Regions from separate parts of the Homo sapiens genome. Here region 2 is linked to region 1. A link is an interaction called in ENCODE POLR2A ChIA-PET data of the cell type or tissue named here. Cell type or tissue: IMR-90. All regions are shown on one strand.

Region 1 (2,500 bases):
AGAAGGAGGGCCTCCCCACATGTTTAGGGGGTCTGTGCCCCTCTCTCCAGCCCATTTCTTTTGCCTTGGTGTGTAAATGGTGTGTGCTCTGGTCCTGCCCTAAGAACGTATCAGGATAATCTCCTGGCCATACATACTGTATCCCCTCCAGCATGCCCCACTCCCAGAGCCTTTTAGTCCCCTCCTCTACTCTGCCACAGCAAGGCTGGCCTTGCAACTTCACTTAGTGCAATCCGTCTCTTCTGGGCTTCTAGGTTCCATCCTAGTAGTAAGTTGACCCCATCTCCCAGAGTCCTTGCCAAGGGGTGAAACCGTGTCTCTCAGGAGCGTGCTCCCAAATCAGTAAGCTCCTCCCCAGCCAGCCTCACTGCACCAGCCTCTCTGGCTTTTTTTTTTTTCTGTCAGTGGTGCTCACCACCCTCACCTGTCACCACCATGCAGTCTCAGCACATGCTGTTCCCTCTGCCTAGAATGCTCTTCCATCCCCTGCTGACTCTCCAGTTAACTCCTCCCACCTCAGATCCACTAAAGCCACACATCACTTCCGCACAGACACATTTCCAGTTCCCTGTGCTGCTGGCTAAGTCTCTGCCTCTCCCTTGTAGCCTTTGTTGCAGTTTTTCATCATTCGAGGGATTGGCCGACTAATGTCTGTAGGACCCTACCAGACTGTAGGCCCTGTGTGGGCAGGAACTGTTCATCATTGTACCCTCAGTGCCTCGCAAAGTGTCTGGCAGATAATTTGTGCTCATAAAAGTTTTGTTAAGAGAAGAAATGTGGCCAGGTGCAGTGGCTCATGCCTGTTCACCAGCACTTTGGGAGGCCGAGGTGGGCGGATCACGAGGTCAGGAGATCGAGACCATCCTGGCTAACATGATGAAACCCCACCTCTACTAAAAATACAAAAAATTAGCCGGGCATGGTGGCAGGTGCCTGTAGTCCCAGCTACTCGGGAGGCTGAGGCAGGAGAATGGTGTGAACCTGGGAGGTGGAGCTTGCAGTGAGCCAAGATCATGCCACTGCACTCCAGCCTGGGCGACAGAGCAAGACTCCGTCTCAAAAAAAAAAAGAAGAAGAAGAAATGAAAGAGTCAATGAAACAACCAACAGCTGAATGGCTGTTCTGGCCAAGAAGCACAGAAGTCACAGCTGGAGGCAGACAGCAAAGGCGAAGCTGGCAGGGAGGAGGCCTCAGGCTGCCTGGGCTCCTGAGCTGTCTGGGAGAAAGTGGCCTTCCAGGGCTTGTTTGCAGAGAGGCTGGAGGAGAGAGGCATTTGTGCAGGGCCACCTGAGACTCACAGCAGGAGCCAGGGAGGTGATTGGCATTGTGTCGGAACTGGGCAGGTGTGTGAGCAGCACGCCGAGGGCTGTGGGCTAAACCCAGCACTTAGATTCAGCTCCTTCCTTTCCAGGACCCCTAGTGGGATGCCAGATGGCAGAGACCCTCCTCCCCCGAAAGAAGTGAACAACTCCTCTCAGCCTCTCTCTTTTGTGTGTGTGCGTGTGTGTGTGTATGATTTGTTTACTTTTAACTTTTTTATTAAGTATAATACACGTACAGAAAATATATATGTACATATACATGCATTCACAAAAACTAAATGTGCTCAATAAATCATAACAAAGCAAATACCTGTTTAATCCCCACACAGGTGAAGAAAGAGAACTGTTACTACCCCACTAACCTCTCTCATGCCTACCCATCTATCTCCACACTAGAAATTTCTCTTTTTTTTTTTTTTTTTTTTTTTTTTTTTTGAGACAGGTTCTTGCTCTGTCATCCAGGCTGGAGTGCAGTGGCAGGATCTCAGCTCACAGCAACCTCCATCCCCTGGGTTCAAGAGATTCTTGTGCCTCGGCCTCCTGAGTAGCTGGGATTACAGGAGTGCGCCACCATGCCTGGCTAATTTTTGTATTTTTAGTAGAGATGGGGTTTCACCATGTTGGTCAGGCTGGTCTCAAACTCCTGGCCTCAAGTGATCCACCCACCTCAGCCTCCCAAAGTGCTGGGATTACAGGCTTGAGCCACTGTGCCTGGCCTACTACACTAGAAATTTCTAATGTTATAGTTTAGTTCTGCCTGATTTTGTACTTAATCTAACTAGAATCATACAATATTTTTTCTGTCATGTCTGGTTTCTGTTATTCATCTTGTTAAATGTCTCCAAATCCTTATCAACACCGTATCAATGCTTATGGAGCTAGAGGTCTTCATAATACTTGCTCATCCTCCCCATCCATAACAAGCATAATGCAAGCTATATTTATTGAGCACTTACTAAGTACCAGGCTCTATTCTCACTCTTTGCATGCATTGCAGGTAATTCATAAATTCTCATTGCTGTGTAGAATTCCATTGTCTACATACACCATAATTTATGTATACATTTTTTTTTTTTTTTGAGGTGGAGTTTTGCTCTTGTTGCCCAGGCTGGAGTGCAATGGCACAATCTCGGCTCACCGCAACATCTGCCTCCCAGGTTCAAGCAATTCTCCTGCCT
Region 2 (2,500 bases), 860 kb before region 1:
TGAGCCGAGATTCCTCCACTGCACTCCAGCCTGGGTGACAGAGTAAGACTCCATCTCAAAAAAAAAAAAAAAAAAAAGTTAAAAAATAAATAAATTAAAAAGAAGACCGGGTGCAGTGGCTCATGCCTGTAATCCCAGCACTTTGAGAGGCCAAGGTGGGCGGATCATGAGGTTAGGAGTTCAAGCCCATCCTGGCCAATATGGTGAAACCCCGTCTTTACTAAAAAATACAAAAATTAGCCAGGCATGGTGATGCTCGCCTGTAGTCCCAGCTACTCAGGAGGCTGAGGCTGGAGAATCTCTTGAACCCGGGAGGTGGAGGTTGCAGTGAGCCGAGATTGCACCACTGCACACCAGCCTGGGCGACAGAGCAAGACTCCATCTCAAATAAATAAATAAATAAATAAATAAATAAATAAATAAATAAGGCCGGGTGCGGTGGCTCACGCCTGTAATCCCAGCACTTTGGGAGGCTAAGGCGGGCGGATCACGAGGTCAGGAGATCGAGACCATCCTGGCTAACACGGTGAAACCCCGTCTCTACTAAAAATACAAAAAATTGGCTGGGTGTGGTGGTGGGCACCTGTAGTCCCAGCTACTCGGGAGGCTGAGGCAGGAGACTGGTGTGAACCCGGGAGTTGGAGCTTGCAGTGAGCCGAGATCACGCCACTGCACTCCAGCCTGGGCGACAGAGTGAGATTCCGTCTCAAACAAACAAACAAACAAACAAACAAACACTTTTCAGGAAAATCACATAAATTGGTCTTCCTGAACATTTTACATGGGAACTGGTACTATCCAGAGCCTACTGTGCAGGTTTTTGCTCCAGTTCAGTCTTTAGGAGCTATGCAGAGCAAGAGTAAAGAGAAGAAATGCAATATAGGGGGAAGGAAAGTAGGTAGAATTCAGAATAGCCTTTTTGACTCTAAGGAATTTGAAATATGCAAAGGTTGTAACACAAGAACATTTTGAATCTTCATCTGTGGAGAAGCAGCAGGCACCCCCTCAGCAGTGTGACCAGGAGATATGAAAGATATAGCCAGGTCACCTCCCAGGGGTAGGTTCTGTCACTTACAGACAGAACCTTGGCATGAAACACTGGGCTAGTGTAGGGTTCTGTTGTGATGGCTGCTCCCTGGTGGCATTCCACAAGGTTCTCTCCTCAGCACTCCTCTCTTTTTGTACCAAAGGCTGCAAATGCCAGTGTCTCCAGGAGCCAGGTAGATGATGTGAATGATTTAAGCAGCCTGGCAAGCATGTGGCAAACTGCAGAGCACATGTTCCATGTGGCAGAAACATTTACTGCTCACCCAATATCCATGAGCTGCCCCACGTTTCTCAGGCCCCTGATGAGGGTCCTGGGACTAGTTTCAGCAAATGGACGGTTAGTTCAAGTACCATTTCACTTTGTGTTGGAAGCATGTAAGTGCCACAAAGCAGCCCTTCAGCTCCGGCTCCCTGAAGGGATCATCCAGAGCGTAAATTGGAATAGCAGAGTCATGAGATATGTGCAGCCTGGATCCCTGAGTCATTGCAAGGAAGAAAGCTACCCTGGAGAGTTGCCTGATTCACCCTGGACTTTGCTCGAACAAGAAACAAATCTTCATTGTGTTAAGTTGCTGATATTTTGTCATTGTCGCCTAGCCTACTCTATGTACTTTCTTTAAAGGTGACAGTCACAACTCAACCCTGACTCTCATTGTCAACTGAAATAGGGCCCAACGTTACCAGATCTTCCAGTTTTTCAAGATAAACTAGATATATGGATTTTTTTTTGGTGAAATAGTCCAACATTTAAAAGTGGATAGTTAATTCAAAAAATCACAACCCTGTGTAGCCCAAATAAAGCACACCTGGGGCCAATTTAGCCCATGGGCCACCAGTTGCAACTTGTGCCCTGCCCTGTTTTCCTTAGTGACTTATCAATTCCCAAAGCTTCTGTTGTCACTCCTGTTCAGATGGGGGCAAAGACCCTATCTTTGTGTCAAAGCTCCTGGTGAGCTCAGTGAATGCCTTCAACCTTTCAACCATGTATTTCTAGCTTTAGCTTAAATGCTGGAGTGTAGCCCCAGCATGTTCTTTTTTTTTTTTTTTTTTGAGACAGAGTCTCACTCTATCCCTCACGCTGGAGTGCAGTGGCGTGATCTCGGCCCACTGCAACCTCCACCTCCTGGGTTCAAGTGATTCTCAAACCTCAGCTTCCCCCAAGCAGCTGGCATTACATGTGCCCACCACCATGCCCGGCTAATTTTTGTATTTTTAGTAGAGACAGACAGGGTTTTGCCATGTTGACCAGGCTGGTCTCAAACTGCTGACCTCAGGTGATCTGCCCACCTCAGCCTCCCAAAGTGCAGGGATTACAGGCATGAGCCACCGTGCCCAGCCTCAGAATGTTCTTTAAGCTGTCAGTCCTACCTGTCCCCCAACAGCATAAGTACACACTGTTAGGGGCCTAATGGCTCCTTCTTTCCTTTTTCTTTCTTTCTTTCTTTTTTTTTTT

Evidence for each region. Peaks named below come from ENCODE experiments on the same cell type or tissue, not always from the same donor. Only the 100,000 strongest peaks of a DNase experiment are listed, where the experiment ranks them.
Region 2: POLR2A ChIA-PET joins it to region 1 with 9 read pairs; 8 of 35 experiments call an interaction of 5 or more read pairs at or near these places.

The regions. Positions count from the first base shown.
Region 1 is chr12:52,129,696-52,132,195 of GRCh38, reverse strand. No RefSeq gene overlaps it. Among named protein-coding and RNA genes, the nearest start is that of SMIM41-AS1, 13 kb to the right of the region's middle. RefSeq lists an enhancer at 1,158-1,695. In IMR-90, no CTCF peak of the experiment used is centred here; no DNase peak of the experiment used is centred here; H3K27me3 peaks cover 890 bases.
Region 2 is chr12:52,992,278-52,994,777 of GRCh38, reverse strand. No RefSeq gene overlaps it. Among named protein-coding and RNA genes, the nearest start is that of EIF4B, 13 kb to the left of the region's middle. In IMR-90, no CTCF peak of the experiment used is centred here; a DNase peak (open chromatin) is centred at 1,527.